Linked DNA regions of Homo sapiens: region 1 is linked to region 2. A link is a loop called in an ENCODE intact Hi-C map of the cell type or tissue named here. Cell type or tissue: transverse colon. All regions are shown on one strand. Links, peaks and the distances in the headings refer to the core of each region. The heading gives the core; the rest is flanking DNA.

What was found. Peaks named below come from ENCODE experiments on the same cell type or tissue, not always from the same donor. Only the 100,000 strongest peaks of a DNase experiment are listed, where the experiment ranks them.
Region 1: it touches region 2 in a loop (35-fold over the local background); 1 of 110 quality-filtered maps calls a loop at or near these places.

The regions. Positions count from the first base shown.
Region 1 is chr19:2,886,188-2,894,227 of GRCh38, forward strand. No RefSeq gene overlaps it. Among named protein-coding and RNA genes, the nearest start is that of ZNF57, 11 kb to the right of the region's middle. RefSeq lists a silencer at 1,398-1,575. In transverse colon, for the core only: no CTCF peak of the experiment used is centred there; no DNase peak of the experiment used is centred there; H3K27me3 peaks cover 66 bases.
Region 2 is chr19:2,277,616-2,285,655 of GRCh38, forward strand. It overlaps PEAK3 (PEAK family member 3), which reads right to left and starts at 4,560. Exons shown (of 4, transcript NM_198532.3): 1 at 4,472-4,560; 2 at 3,235-3,320; 3 at 969-1,498. The coding sequence starts at 3,316. RefSeq lists an enhancer at 4,276-4,415. In transverse colon, for the core only: no CTCF peak of the experiment used is centred there; a DNase peak (open chromatin) is centred at 4,629; H3K4me3 peaks cover 1,281 bases; H3K27ac peaks cover 799 bases; H3K27me3 peaks cover 1,784 bases.

The DNA of each region.
Region 1 (8,040 bases), core at 3,365-5,864, 610 kb after region 2:
AATGCAGGAGAATCGCTTGAACCCGGGAGGCGGAGCTTGCAGTGAGCCGAGATCGCGCCACTGCACTCCAGCCTGGGCGACAGAGCAAGACTCCATCTCAAAAAAAAAAAAAAAATATATATATATATATATATATATGAATAAAGTAATCTCACATTTGAATGAAGAATCATGAATCCTAATGGGACAATAGGGTGCCCAACTGTTCATATATTTATAAAGGAGTGGGACTTATTCCAGGAACTTAAATGTTTCCATATTGGAAAATCCAAATACGTTCATATAATTCACCAAGGAGATGAGAAATATCCTCAGGGAGGTAAGGGTGTATTTGTACATAAGTAAATTTCTATTTCTGTTTAGAAATACTTGTTTAGATCGCTTCTCGGCCTTTTGGGTAAGATCAAGCGTAAAAATACTTGTTTAGGAAAATAATTCCTTAAAGTGATTAAAAATACAACTATCTCAAAATTAGAGCCAAATTCAAAGACTTCATACATTAGTAGGGTCACCTGGTGTGGATGGAAGGACATGTCACATAATGCCAGTGTTCTGACTTTCTATGGCTGCATAATGCCGCCCCCAAAATTATTTATTTATTTTTTATTTTTTGAGACGGAGGTTTGCTCTTATTGTCCAGGCTGGAGTGCAATGGTGCGATCTCGGCTCACCGCAACCTCTGCCTCCCGGGTTCAAGCGATTCTCCCGCCTCAGCCTCCCGAGTAGCTGGGATTAGAGATATGTGCCACCACGCCTGGCTAATTTTGTATTTTTAGGAGAGACGCGGTTTCTCCAGGTTGGTCAGGCTGGTCTCAAACTCCTGACCTCAGGTGATCCGCCCTTCTCGGTCTCCCAAAGTGCTGGGATTACAGGTGTGAGCCACCGCGCCTGCCCCCGCCCCCCTAAAATTTAGATCACAACAACCACATTTATTTTGCTGAGGAACCTGATATTTATCCAGGACTGGGCAGAGGCAGCTCATCTTTGCCATTCTCCAGTTCCACACGGGCACAAATTGGGGTGGTTTTTTCGCATTCGTTTTTATAGGGCCTTTCACGATGTCTTTTTATCTCGGGAACCATGGGGAACTTTACGGCAAGTAACAATGTTCACACATAAAACAGGACGGTGTCATTTTTCTCTTTTTGTGCACACAAGTGTCAATTTTTACTGCACCATCAGTAAGTCTAGATTTAATCCAATATGAAAGAAAGTCAAACCCATCACAAAAGAGCAAGGTTATTCTGGCTTGAGCTCTAAAATGCACAAGTCATTGTCCTCTGCAGTCTTGTAAATAGCCTGACATCAGTTGTTTTAAGGTTTTAAGTAGTCTGCGTTTTCATTAGTTATCACTAGATGGTAGCAGAGAGCATCGGTCAGAATTAATAAAAGAGGGTTAAACCAGCTCAAGCAAGCGAAGCCAATGGCTGTAGTATTTAGGAAGCTGCTCAGACCAAGGCTATGGCTGAAGCAGCCCACCCATTCTACACACACGTGGGGCCCAGGAACCTTTGTAAAGTCCTCTACTGTTGGACCTTGTGTCTTGCCAAGTGGCTGTCAGTGTAGGCTGGCATTTAGTGCTGCGTGGCCTTATTGATGGTTACAACCATTTTTTCTGCTTTGGTACCACCCGCCATCTACCGGAACTCTTCAGTACATCTCCACGTGGATCTGAGCTGAGCTTCTCCCGCTTTCTCTGAGAGCATTTCCAGCCAATATGTGTCTGCTTGGTCATGTCCTTGCCTCTGCCCCTTAGCCAGGAACTTTACACAAACATAAAATGTATCTATACCTCTACATCATGCCATAAATGAAAATTGTTTCCAGATTTATCACCGAAGATAAATGTGAAAACATAAGAGATCATGAATTGGAATAAGCAAACATTTCTGAAAACACAAAAACACCATAAAATAGAATGAACAGATATTAGAAGCTACAAAACAAAAGGCACCATAGCAGAGTGAAAAGAGAGTTTATAGAATGGAAGAAGAAACGTGCGATACACAGATCTGGCAAAGGGCTTGCATACAGAGTCTAAACGCTCCTATAAATTACTAAGAAGGCAGGCAGCACAATAGAGAAGTAAAATTACAGATTTGATTAATCATTCACAAAGGAAGCTTGTCCAAGTGGCTAATATTTAAATGATAATTCAGTTTTTTCTTAAGGGAAATGCAAATTAGAGCGAAAATGACATACTACTACTCCCTACCATACTGACTGAAAGCCCAAAACATCCAGGAAAATGCTATTGCTGAATATGTGCAACAGAAATGCTAAGTTGTGGCTGGCACAGTGGCTCACGCCTGTAGTCCCAGCATTTTGGGAGGCTGAGGCGGGAGGATCGCTTGCGCCCAGGAGTTCAAGACCAGCCTGGGCAACACAGTGAGACCACCCCCCCCATCTCTAAAAAGAAAAAATAAATAAAAATTAAAAAAATGCTAAGTTGCTACAACGTCTTTGGAAAACTGTGCCTTTTGCATGGCTCGGTATGTTTAGATACACAAATCCTTATTGTGGTGGAGCCCCTTCCTTCCGAGCTTTCCGGAAAACCAACGACACAACTCCCCAAACAGGAAGCACAACCCGCTTGCACCTGTGCACCATGCTCGGTTGGAGCTCCCAGCTGCCTCCAGGGCACAGCGGCTTTGGAGGAGGGGCCGCGTTGCATGCTGGGAGCAATCTGAGGGGCGGGACCCTAGCGTTTAAGGGCTGTCCTTTTTTGAACCACATTTCCAAAGCGCTCGGGTTCCCCGAGTGGTGCCCCAAGCAGTGGACGAGCAAGGTGCCCGAGAAGGAGGGGACCACAGACACCGCCTGGTGTCCACGGACTACCAGGAAGCCAGGGGGCGGTGGCCTCCGTGGGGAATGCGCATGTGCGGTCCCGAGCCTCAGGCTAGCGTTCGGGACTAGAGTGGGGCGTCGCCGCCGCATGTTGCACCTGTCGGCAGCGCGGCCTCTCCCGGATGTGACGTAGCGTGACGCCTGCAGGATTGATGCTGAAATGACGAGGTGGCAGCGCCGGTTCCTGTAGCTGAGGGGTGTGAGTTCGAGGTCTGATTGTCCTCGTTTTCTACTTCCGGTCACCTCACTGCCACATGGCAGGCCTCCAGGGGAATACGCTTAAGATGAGACACCTGCGCATCTCTCTTTTTTTTTTTTTTTTTTTTTGAGACGGAGTCTCGCTCTGTCACCCAGGCTGGAGTGCGGTGGCGCAATCTCGGCTCACTGCAAGCTCCGCCTCCTGGGTTCACGCCATTCTCCTGCCTCAGCCTCCCGAGTAGCTGGGACCACAGGCGCCCGCCACCACGCCCCGCTAATTTTTTGTATTTTTAGTAGAGACGGGGTTTCATCGTGTTAACCAGGATGGTCTCCATCTCCTGACCTTGTGATCTGCCTGCCTCGGCCTCCCAAAGTGCTGGGGTTACAGGCATGAGCCACCGCGCCTGGCCTCTTTTTTTTTTTTTCTTTTGAGACAGAGTTTCGCTCTGTCACCCAGGCTGGAGTGCCGTGGCCTCATCTTGGCTCCCTGCAACTTCCACCTCTCAGGTTCAAGCCATTCTCCTGCCTCAGCCTCCCGAGCAGCTGGGACTACAGACGCGCACCACCACGCCCAGCTAATTTTTGTATTTTTAGTAGAGACGGGGTTTCACCATGTTGGCCAGGCTGGTCTCGAACTCCTGACCTCAGGTGATCCACCCACCGCGGCCTGCCAAAGTGCTGGGATTACAGGCGCGAGCCAGCACACCCGGTCACACCTTTGCATCTCTAGGCAAGATTCGTAGTCAGAAGACACAAAACCAGACTTGGAATTCCTGATTTAGGGTTGAAATGGCCTCAAGCCTGGGAATACGTGCAGATACCTAAGGACTGGAATTCCGCCCAGGATGACCCTCAAAGGGAAGTTCACGTTTCAGACCTACGGTGTGTGCAGAGCTCAGGCCCCAGGAACTTGGGGACAGAGGTGCCTTCTCGCTTCTCTCTGAATCTGTGTCTGAGGTGAGAGAGGCATGGCCCTGGTGGCCTTTCTTAATTTCAGGTTGGGTTCCAAGAAAGCAATGACGGCTCGCGATTTCTTCTTTCTCACGCCATTCTCTGTTCGGTTGCCAAGGAAGTGGAAAAAAATTGGTTTTGCTTATCTAAAAAGGTTCAGGTGAGTTTATTTTTATTATTTATTTATATGTATTTATTTTTTGAGATGGAGCCTCGCTCTGTCGCCCAGGCTGGAGTGCAATGGTGCAACCTCTCTGCAACCTCCGCCTCGCGGGTTCAAGCGATTCTCCTGCTTCAGCCTCCTGAGTAGCTGGGATTACAGGCATTCGCAACCACGCCCAGTTAATTTTTGCATTTTTAGTAGAGACGGGTTTCACCGTGTTGACCAGGCTGGTCTTGAACTCCTGACCTCATGTGATCCACCTGTCTCCGCCTCCCAAAGTGCTGGGATGACAGGCGTGAGCCACCATACCTGGCCGACTTGCTGTTTAATTCAGCAAAAAGGTGTTGTATTTCTGCTTTGCTGTGACATGTATCGGAAAATTGAGCATATGGAAATAATGAGTGTGAAGAGCAGCATGTGCTCCTGTTTGGGCATTATGCCTCATTAGAAAAAAATCTGGCCTTTCCGGAGGTTGCAGTGAGCCGAGATTGTGCCACTGCACTCCAGCCTGGGTGACAGGGTGAGACTCAGTCTCAAAAACAAAACAAAACAAAAACTACCATCTCCTATAAAAGGGCATTAAAATTTTCCAAAATTTGGGATTTTGAACACCGTCCCAATTTAGTATCAAAGTATTTTTGAGAATGCCAAATATCCTTTGATACTAAATTGGGACGCTGTTCAAAATGACACAGTGTCTGCAGCTCACCTTCATTATTCCTAGACTCTCCCTTACCATCCACAGCTCTTCTTGCATCTACCGGATCACCAAGAACTTGCACAGCTATCATTCTGCTTGTAGGAAAGGGCACATGCTGGATTAAAACCGTGCAGATGACCACATCCTTTTACAAACCAGGGGCAACTCTGTGGCTTCCTAGGCTACAGATTCTCTCAGACTACACTAGCAGCAAATTGAGAAGGCCACCTCTTTAATACAATTTACAATTCATTCAAAAGGACTCTATAAACAGCCACACTTGATGGCCCGAATAACTGGTGAGACTCTGGTGACCTTTTCACTTCATAGGTACATATCATATTACCTAAAGCTTTTGAGCATTGCAAAAATAAAGATGGACCGGCCAGGCATGGTGGCTCACGCCTGTAATCCCAGCACTTTGGGAGGCCGTGGCAGGCAGATCACGAGGTCAGGAGATCGAGACCATCCTAGCTAACACGGTGAAACCCCATCTCTATTAAAAATACAAAAAATTAGCCGGGTGTGGTGGCGGGCACCTGTAATCCCAGCTACTCAAGAGGCTGAGCCAGGAGAATCACTTGAACCTGGGAGGCGGAGGTTGCAGTGAGCCACGATTGCGCCATTGTACTCCAGTCTGGGCAACAGAGCAAGACTTCATCTCAAAAAATCAATCAATAAATAAAGATGGACCATGAGAGTTTTATTTTGTAGGAAATTATTACTCTGTTAACTCCATGAATGCAGGACTGGGTATCACTCCACACTATTTACAAACACCCTGAGCAGTCCCTGTGATAGTGTTTACTTAACACATACTGAGTGATGGAAATATAAATTAATAAATACATCCTCATTCTCCAATGCCCCACCATCCATAGAAAAAATGCAAAATACGTCCCTCTGTTTTCCCGATTATCTCCCTTGTGGATTATTTTCTTCCAAGACCCATTTTTTTTTTTTTTTCGGACGAAATCTTGGTCTGTCGCCAGGCTGGAGTGCAGTGGCAGGATCTCGGCTGACGGCAACCTCCACTTCCCGGGTTCAAGTGATTCTCCTGCCTCAGCCTCCCCAGTAGCTGGGATTACAGGTGCCTGCCACCAGGCCCGGCTAATTTTTGTATTTTTAGTAGAGACGGGGTTTCACCATGTTGGCCAGGCTGATCTCGATCTCTTGACCTCATGAACCGCCCACCTCAGTCCCCCAAAGTGCTGGGATTACAGGCGTGAGCCACCGCGCCTGGTCCCCAAGACCCGTATTTTTTATATCAAGTCTCTACTTGTTACATTAAAATCTTTACTTTTTAAAAAAAATCTCTTTTCCCAGAAAAATACACGCCCTCGAACTGCGAGGACTTATTCTATATTGAGAGCCTGCTGTGTCTTGATTACTTTTCAGCCTAATTTTTTGTTTTGAGCTTACAATGCCTGGTATATAAGAGAGGCTCAAAAAGTAGGATCAGGTTAAAATCATGGTCTTTGGGCTAGAAGGAATTTTTCTTTTCTTTTCTTTTCTTTTTCTTTTTCTTTTTTCTTTTCTTTTTTTTTTTTTTTTGAGACAGAGTCTTTCTCTGTTGCCCAGGCTGGAGTGCAGTAGCACAAACTCGGCTCACTCCCGGGCTCAAGTGACTTTCCTGCCTCAGCCTCCCAAGTAGCTGGAACTACAGGCACATGCCACTGCACATGGCTAATTTTTGTATTTTTTATAGAGATGGGGTTTCTCCATGTTACCCAGGCTGGACTTGAGCTGCTGAGCTCAAGTGATCCGCCCACCTCAGCCTCCCAAAGTGCTGGGATTACAGGCGTGAGCTACTATACCCAGCCTACGAAGACTTGTTCTGAATCCTGATCCTACCTTATAACTTGCTAGCTTTGTAATCTGTAAGTCTGTTACCCACAAAAGGAGACAATAAATGTATCTACATTATAGTTTTGGAAGATTAAGTGAATTTATATATGTTCATTGAATTATAGGAAACAAAACCATACCAGATATATGGTAAGCAATATTCAACTCTTTACATGGAAGGAAAAATCAGCCCTTGAGAACTGGGACCTGGCCTGGCATTCGTCCCACGCCACATGATTCTGTTGAACAGCAATGATTTTACACCACCCCGACATCAGATGGGGCCACGGGGTGAGAATGAGCAAAGCAAAAACAAGAGTGCAGGGAAGTTCTCCAGGTGGCCTGAGACTGACCCAATCTTCCCCACTCTTGACTGTAGCTCTCAAGAATAACTAGAATGTACTGGGAATGCAGCCGGGCACGGCGGCTGATGCCTGTAATCCCAGCACTTTGGGAGGCCAAGGTGGGCGGATCACCTGAGGTCAGGAGTTCGAGACCAGCCTGGCCAACATAGTGAAACCACGTCTCTACTGAAAATACAGAATTGGCCGGGCGTGGTGGCTCACGCCTGTACTCCCAGCACTTTGGGAGGCCGAGGCGGGCGGATCACGAGGTCAGGAGATCGAGACCATCCTGGCTAACACAGTGAAACCCCGTCTCTACTAAAAATACAAAAAATTAGCCGGGCATGGTGGCGGGCGCCTGTAGTCCCAGCTACTCAGGAGGCTGAGGCAGGAAAATGGCATGAACCTGGGAGGCGGAGCTTGCAGTGAGCCGAGATTGCGCCACTGCACTCCAGCCTGGGCGACAGAGCCAGACTCCATCTCAAAAAAAAAAAAAAAAAGAAAGAATGTACTGGGAATGCAACATTCCGAGATAAGCGGGGAGCTGGCTAGAACACTCAGGTTCTGCTCTAGTCCCCGCAAGAACAGGATGTTCTGCTTTAGCCCAGCATGTTCTCTTGCCCCTGAGGTATATCACCTGGGGCAGGCTGCCTTTTGGGGTCCCTAATATGGAGTGCAAGTGAGGCTCCATCTGCTCCATTTGAGACTCCATCTGCTCCAGGCAGCTGTCTGAGCCTTGGAGGAGCAGCTCACAATGAATTGTAGGCTTCTGTTGTCCCTTGCTGCCTATCTGTAAGTAATAAACCCATGAAATTCCATGTAACTCAACGAGTTCCATGTAACTTGTTGTATGTGGGTGTTCTCTCTCACCAGAGTCAGATAAGTTGCTAACCAGTGCACACTGAACCTGCTTCACAAAGAGTACTGTGTAATCATGTCATTACACGGAATAAAAAATTATGCAAACAGGCCAGGCGCTGTGGCTCACG
Region 2 (8,040 bases), core at 3,294-5,793:
TAGCCCAATTTTCGAATCTCAGCTCACTGCAACCTCCGCCTCCCAGGTTCAAGTGATTCTCCTGCCTTAGCCTCCAAGTAGCTGGGACTTCAGGTGCGCACCACCGCGCCCGGCTAATTTTTGTATTTTTAGTAGAGATGGGGGTTTCACTATGTTGGCCAGGCTGGTCTCGAACTCCTGACCTCATGATCTGCCCGCCTTGGCCTTCCAAAGTGCTGAGATTACAGGCGTCAGCCACTGTGCTGCCCAGCCTTTTTTTTTTTTTTTAGACGGAGTCTCGCTCTGTCGCCCAGGCTGGAGCGCAGTGGTGCGTTCTCGGCTCACCGCAAGCTCTGCCCCCTGGGTTCATGCCATTCTCCTGCTTCAGCCTCCCAAATAGCTGGGACTACAGGTGCCCACCACCACGCCCGGCTAATTTTTTGTCTTTTTAGTAGAAACAGGGTTTCACCGTGTTAGCCAGGATGGTCTGTATCTCCTGACCTCGTGATCTGCCCGCCTCGGCCTCCCAAAGTGCTGGGATTACAGGTGTGAGCCACTGTGCCCGGCCTTTTTCTTTTTTTTTTTTTTGAGACGGAGTCTCACTCTGTTGCCCAGGCTGGAGTGCAATGGCCCAATCTTGGCTTACTGCAACCTCTGCCTCCCGGGTTCAAGCAATTCTCCTGCCTCAGTCTCCCAAGTAGCTGGGTTTACAGGCGCCCGCCACCACACCTAATTTTTGTATTTTTAGTAGAGGCTGGGTTTCACCATGTTGGCCAGGCTGGTCTTGAACTCCTGACCTCAGCTGATCCGCCCGCCTTGGCCTCCCAAAGTGCTGGGATGACAGGCGTGAGCCACCGCGCCCGGCTCCAGTATTTCTTTACAGCAGTGTGAGAACTGACTCACAGAAAGGCCAAATGAAACAAGCCCTGGGTTATGTCTAAGATGGGGCACTGGGGACACCTCAGAGAGGGTGGGGCTGTGGGGCTCACCTTGGCGACCAGGATGTGCCAGGCGTCCTCGTGCGCGCGCACCACGCGGTAATACAGGGCGTCCCCGCTCTCTGCGCAGGGTGAGCTGTCTAGGAGGCGGAAGCTGTGGCCGGGGTGGCAGGGCCCGGGGTGGCCCCCCATGAGCCGGGCACGGAGCCGGGCATAGATGGTACGGAGGCCCTGCAGCTGCCGCGCAGCCAGTGCAGTGTGCACAGCCTCCGGGCTGTGCAGATCGCGGAGGGAGAGGCCCAGTGGGGCGTCAGCCGGGCCAAAGGTCAGCTCTGCAGGGAGACAGGCTGGTCCCACTGCAGCCTGGCTCTTGTCCACACTGTGGGACCCCAGAAAGGGTCTCCGAGGCGGCTGTACTTGGATGGAGCTGGGATGGAGGGTCCTGCGGGTGGGCAGTGACTGGGTCCGGGTTAGGATCTTCTTGGGCAGGGGTGGGGGCAGGGGCTCTGGGTTGGTGGAGAGGGACCCAGGGGTCCGGAGGCGGCAGGCCTTGGAGGGCAGCAGGTGGGCACGGATCTGACCTGCAGGGAGAGACAGTGGGGGAGGGTTGAGGACAGGCGGAGTGGGAACGGGACACGTGACTCCACCTCTCAGCCTCGGTTTCCCCATCTCTAACATGGAAGTAATGAGGCTGGGCGCCGGTGGCTCATGCTTGTAATCCCAGCACTTAGGAAGGTGGAAGCCGAGGCAGGAGGATCACTGGAACCTAGGGTTTGAGACCAGCCTGGGCAACATAGTGAGACCCTGTCTCTGCAAAAATTTTTTAAAAATTTGCCGGACGCGGCCATGCACAATGGCTCATGCCTGTAATTCCAGCACTTTGGGAGGCCGAGATGGGTGGATCACGAGGTCAGGAGATCGAGACCATCCTGGCTAACACGGTGAAACCCCGTCTTTACTAAAAATACAAAAAATTAGCCGGGCTTGGTGGTGGGCGCCTGTGGTCCCAGCTACTCGGGAGGCTGAGGCAGGAAAATTGTGTGAACTTGAGAAGTGGAGCTTGCAGTGAACCGAGATTGTGCCACTGCACTCCAGCCTGGGCGGCAGAGCTTACAGAAGGGGAAACTGAGGCTTATAGGAGGATGGATCAGTTTCAGAGAGTGATGCCACCCAGCACTCAGCGACTCCCACTTACCTCCGTGGCTTTGCACAAGCGTCTGTCTTGCTTTTTTTCTTTTTTGAAGTCTTGCTCTGTCGCCCAGCCTGGAGTGCAGTGGCACGATCTCGGCTCACTGCAACCTCCGCCTCCTAGGTTCAAGCGATTCTCCTACCTCAGCCTCCCAAGTAGCTGGGACTACAGGTGCCCGCCCGCCACTATGCCCAGCTAATTTTTGTATTTTTAGTAGAGATGGGGTTTCACCATGTTAGCCAGGCTGGTTTCAAACTCCTGACCTCAGGTGATCTGCCTGACTCGGCCTCCCAAAGTGCTGGGATTACAGGCTTGAACCATTGCACCTGGCCTTTTTTTTTTTTTTTTTTTTTTTTTTTGAGATGGAGTCTCCCTCTGTCGCCCAGGCTGGAGTGCGGTGGCTCAGTCTTGGCTCACTGCACCCTCTGCCTCACAGGTTCAAGCGATTCTCCTGCCTCAGCCTCCCGAGTAGCTGGAATTACAGGCATGCACCACCATGTCTGGCTAATTTTTGTATTTTTAGCAGAGACAGGTTTTGCCATGTTGGCCAGGCTGGTCTTGAACTCCTGGCCTCAAGTGATCCTCCTCCTTGGCCTCCCAAAGTGCTGGGATTAAAGGGTGGGATTACAGGCATGAGTTACCGTGCCCAGCCTCTCTCTCTTTTTAATGGTATATATTTTTTTCTATTTCATGGCTCACTGCAGCCTTGACCTCCTGGGCTCAAGGGATCCTCCCACCTCAGCTTCCCGAGCAGCTGGGACTGCAGGCTCTTGACACCATGTCCATCTCATTTTTTTTGTTTTGTAGAGATGGGGGGCGGGTCTCATTATATTGCCCAGGCCGGTCTTGAACTCCTGGCCTCAAGGGATCCACCTGCCTCAGCCTCCCAAGGTGCTGGGATTACAGGCGTGAGCCACCACGCCCCGCCCACCAACCCACAGGTTATTTTTCAGCCCTGGCCTACTCCGGGCCTTCCCGGAGGTCACTCATTTTACCAGCTGCTGCTGTTCCCAGAGGCCATGGTGCCCGGCAACCTCCTGCCGCTCCCTGCACCCACCTGCCGCTCCCTGCACCCCCCTGCCGCTCCCTGCACCCCCGCAGCCCAGGGCTCCCTGGGGAGCTGCTTACCAAGGTTGCTATACGTGGGCTGAGTCGACCAGGTGGGGTTGTCGGGCTCGGGGGGCTCTGTGGGGGGCTCCGGGCTGCTCATGTTGCTGGGGAAAGGTCAAACGGGGCGTGTGTGGGGTGACCGTGTGCACGCACAGGGCGACATGGGGAGGGGTCCGTGAGTGCTGGGGCCTGGGAGACCGTCGAGGCCTCCTGCTCCAGGGCCCTTGGTGAGAACAGGCGCACCCACACTCCACTCCCTTGTCCAGTTTTGACCCTGCTGTGTGATCCCGAGTGGGTTTCCTGTCCTCTCTGGGCCCCTGCTGTGTGATCCCGAGTGGGTTTCCTGTCCTCTCTGGGCCCCTGCTGTGTGATCCCGAGTGGGTTTCCTACTCTCTCTGGGCCCCTGCTGTGTGATTCTGAGTGGGTTTGCTGCCCTCTCTGGGGCCCTGCTGTGTGATCCTGAGTGGGTTTGCTGCCCTCTCTGGGCCCCTGATGTGTGATCCCGAGTGGGTTTCCTGCCCTCTCTGGGGCCCTGCTGTGTGATCCCGAGTGGGTTTCCTACTCTCTCTGGGCCCCTGCTGTGTGATTCTGAGTGGGTTTCCTGCCCTCTCTGGGGCCCTGCTGTGTGATCCCGAGTGGGTTTCCTACTCTCTCTGGGCCCCTGCTGTGTGATTCTGAGTGGGTTTGCTGCCCTCTCTGGGGCCCTGCTGTGTGATCCTGAGTGGGTTTGCTGCCCTCTCTGGGCCCCTGATGTGTGATCCCGAGTGGGTTTCCTGCCCTCTCTGGGGCCCTGCTGTGTGATCCCGAGTGGGTTTCCTGCCCTCTCTGGGGCCCTGCTGTGTGATCCCGAGTGGGTTTCCTACTCTCTCTGGGCCCCTGCTGTGTGATTCTGAGTGGGTTTCCTGCCCTCTCTGGGGCCCTGCTGTGTGATCCCGAGTGGGTTTCCTGCCCTCTCTGGGCCCACTTCCTCAATCATGAGGCAGGTCTGTCACCCATCAATTTTCCAGGCAGTGGGAAGGACCCCCCTCTGCACGTTTGGGATGGGGACAGAGTGTTCAGCCTGAGGACAGGCCTTTGGGGGTCAGTTGCGGGGGAGACAGTGTCCAGGGACCCAGGGATCCACACTCAGGCCTCATCCCCGAGGGCTCAGCCGTGCGGTTGCTGCCGGCAGCCAGGCCTCGACCCACCCCCGCCCAGATCCCAACCTCAAAAAGTGGCCGCTTCTGTCCAGCTCCCCGCTCCAGGAGCCCCCTACCTTCAAGACTGGCGTGCCCTCTGGGGGAGGAGGGGTCCGTGGGGACAAACTCCCAATGGCCACAGCCCCTGGCCTCGCAGGAGGGGTCTGACCTGGCGCCGGCAGCTGACAGGAAAACGTCCGGCCCACTGTCAGACCGCAGCCCGGGGTGGGGAGGGGACATTTCTGCAACACTTCCCCAGCAGCCGAGGCCGCCGCCTCCCCTGCCCGCCCGCAGAGGACAGGATGTAACCGGGAGGGAACAGCCTGGACAGAGACCAGGAGGTGGGATCTGAAAGTCAATAGCCCCAGGGCTGACAGCCGGGTGGGGGCAGTGGAAGGCCCCCCACAGCCTCAGAGGCCAGGCTGGGGTGCGGGGCAGTGGGGAGCCCTGTGAGATGGGGAGAGAGGGGCAGAGCTGGCCCACCGTAGGGGAGCGCACAGAACACGGTGGCGGCTGTCCCTGGAGAAGGTGCAAGTGGGGTCTGTGGGTTTCACTTCCCCGGGAACCACCTCCCCTCCTGCGGCAGCATCTGAGGAGCCCCCAGCGGCCCCCTGCCCCATCCCAGGGCCCCCGAATGTGGAGCGTGGGCGAGGACCCTCCCGGCTCTGCCGCGCCTCGCTGTGTGACTGCGGGCAAATCCCCACCCTCTCCGTGCTCCGGCGAAGAAAGAAGAGTGGCTCCCACATCCCGCCTGCTAACAGCCACGCCTGCTGGATTTTTCTTTGAAAAGATGGAATCGGCTCGTTTTCCCCCTTCCCCCTTCCTCACTGCCTCGATGCATTTATTTAGAAAAGACGTTTTAGATAAAATCACCATAAATGGAAAAATCAAGAATGGAAAAAACCCAAGGAAAAGCAGACGCGGGGTGAAATTCCAGCTGAACTGCGTGCCTGTCAAAACTGTCTTTTTCTTTGGAGACAGGGTCTCACACTGTTGCCCAGGCTGGAGCGCAGTGGTGCAATCCCAGCTCACTGCAGCCTGGAACGAGCTCCTGGGGCGATCCTCCCTCCTCGGCCTCCCAAAGTGCTAGGATCACAGGTGTGAGCCACCCTGCCCGGCCCCAAAGATGTTTTTGCTGCAAGGATTGAGTGTATTTTATGTGGGATCCCCGATCCCGTTTCCCTTAGGGAAAATGGGCCCAGAAAGAGTAGGGGCTCCATCCAGGGTCACGCAGCAGCTCGAGGCTGGGAGCAGAGGTCCACAGAGCCACTGCTGAGTCCCCCTGGCCTCCCCCAATCCCCTGAGAAGGGGCAGGAGGGGAAGGAGACTACATTTTTCTTATGAACTTCCCTTGAGTGGGTCCCATGCCACACTTTTTTTTCTTTGAGGCAGGGTCTAGCTCCGTCCCCTAGGCTGGAGTGCCGTGGTGTGATCATAGCTCACTGCAGCCTCCGCCTCCTGGGCTCAAGTGATTCTCCCACCTCAGCCTCCTGAGTAGCTGGGACCACTGGTGTGCACCACCATGCCTGGTTAATTTTTATTTTATTTATTTATTTTTGAGATGGAGTCTCACTCTGTTGTCCAGGCTGCAGTGCAGTGGCGCAATCTTGGCTGACTGCAACCTCCGCCTCCCGGGTTCAAGCAATTCTCCTGCCTCAGGCTCCCAAGTAGCTGGTACTACAGGCGTGCACCACCACACCTGGCTAATTTTTGTATTATTATTATTATTTTTAGTAGAGTTGGGGTTTCACCGTGTTGGCCAGCCTGGTCTCGAACTCCTGACCTCAGGTGACCTGCCCGCCTCAGCCTCCCAAAATGCTGGGATTACAGGCGTGAGCCACTGCGCCCGCCACAGAGTTTAAAATGATGCAAAGGCTGGGCACATGCCTGTAATCCCAGCACTTTGAGAGGCTGAGGTGGGTGGATCACTTGAGCCCAGGAGTTTGGTACCATCCTGGGCAACACAGTGAGACCCCATCTCTACAAAAAATAAAACATGAGCCTGGCACAGTGGCGTGTGCCTGTGGTCCCAGCTACTCAGAAGGCTGAGGTGGGGGCATTGCTTGAGTCCAGGAGGTCGAGGCTGCAGGGAGCTATGATCATAACACTGAACTCCAGCCTGGGCAACAGAGTGAGACCCTATCACAAAAATAAATCAATAATAAATAATAAAACAATGCAAAAACAGACAAACATGCACCTCAGTAATCAAGATAAACATCATTTTACTGAATGTTTCACAAAACCTAACCGGCAAACTATGGGCCGAGCCTCTGTTTTTGTCAATAAAGTTTTATTGGAACCCGGGTGGAGGAGCAGGGTAAGGCAAAGAGAAGCAGGGTTAAACAAGTGCAGATCAGATCCTGTCTTTATTTAAAATATTGATAGGCCAGGTGTGGTGGCTCATGCCTGTAATCCCAGCCCTTTGGGAGGCTGAGGCTGGTGGATCACCTGAGGTCAGGAGTTTGAGACCAGCCTGGCCAACATGCTGAAACCCCATCTCTACTAAAAATACAAAAAAAAAAAAAAAATTATTCGGGCATGGAGGTGGGTGCCTGTGATCCCAGCTACTCTGGAGGCTGAGGCAGGAGAATCGCTTGAACCCGGGAGGCGGAGGTTGCAGTGAGATGAGATTGCACCACTGCACTCCAGCCTGGGTGACAGAGCAAGACTCCGTTTAAAAAAAAAAAAAAAAAGGCTGGGCGTAGTGGCTCATGCCTGTAATCCCAGCACTTTGGGAGGCTGAGGCAGGCAGATCACCTGAGGTCGGGAGATCGAGACCATCCTAGCCAAGATGGTGAAACCCCGTCTCTACTAAAAACACAAAATTAGCCAGGCATGGTAGCCTGCACCTGTAATCCCAGTTACTCGGGAGGCTGAGGCAGGAGAATCGCTTGAACCCGGGAGGCAGAGGTTGCAGTGAGCTGAGATCGTGCACTCCAGCCTGGGTGAAACTCTGTCTTCAAAAAAAAAAAAAATGTTGGTAGCGTGGTGTGGCCTCTGGATCAGGCCCCTCCAGATCCTACAGCTGTCCTTTCATTTGAGAAGCCCTTATTGAGCCATGGGAGCTGGGGCCACATTTTCTCTGGATCCCCAGCATCACCCAGTACGGGGCAGGGCAGGGATGCCGTATGCTGATGGATTTTTACATGACATCGGCCTTTTGGAGAAAAATGCCTGTGTTTTGTTTGTTTGAGACAGGGTCTCACTCTGTAGCCAGGCTGGAGTTCAGTGGTGCGATCTCGGCTCACTGTAACCTTCCCCTCCCCGGTTCAAGCGATTCTCCTGCCTCAGCCCCCTGAGTAGCTGGGATTACAGGTGGCCGCCACCACGCCCAGCAAATTTTTGTATTTTCGAAAAGATGGGGTTTCGCCATGTTGGCGAGGCTGGTCTCGAACTCCTGACCACAGGTGATCCACCCGCCTCGGCCTCCCAAAGTGCTGGGATTACAGACGTGAGCCACCATGCCCAGCCTATTGCAGGACTATTAGCTTCCAAATTACAGACAAACAAACCGAGGCACAGAGAGGGGCAGTGACTTGCCCCAGGCCACACAGCAATGGAAGCCGGAGACCTGAGCCTCCAGCTTCCCTTGGCTCCACAAGCAAAAGCTCACATGTGGGAATTGTGCCTCTGTCTTGTGGAG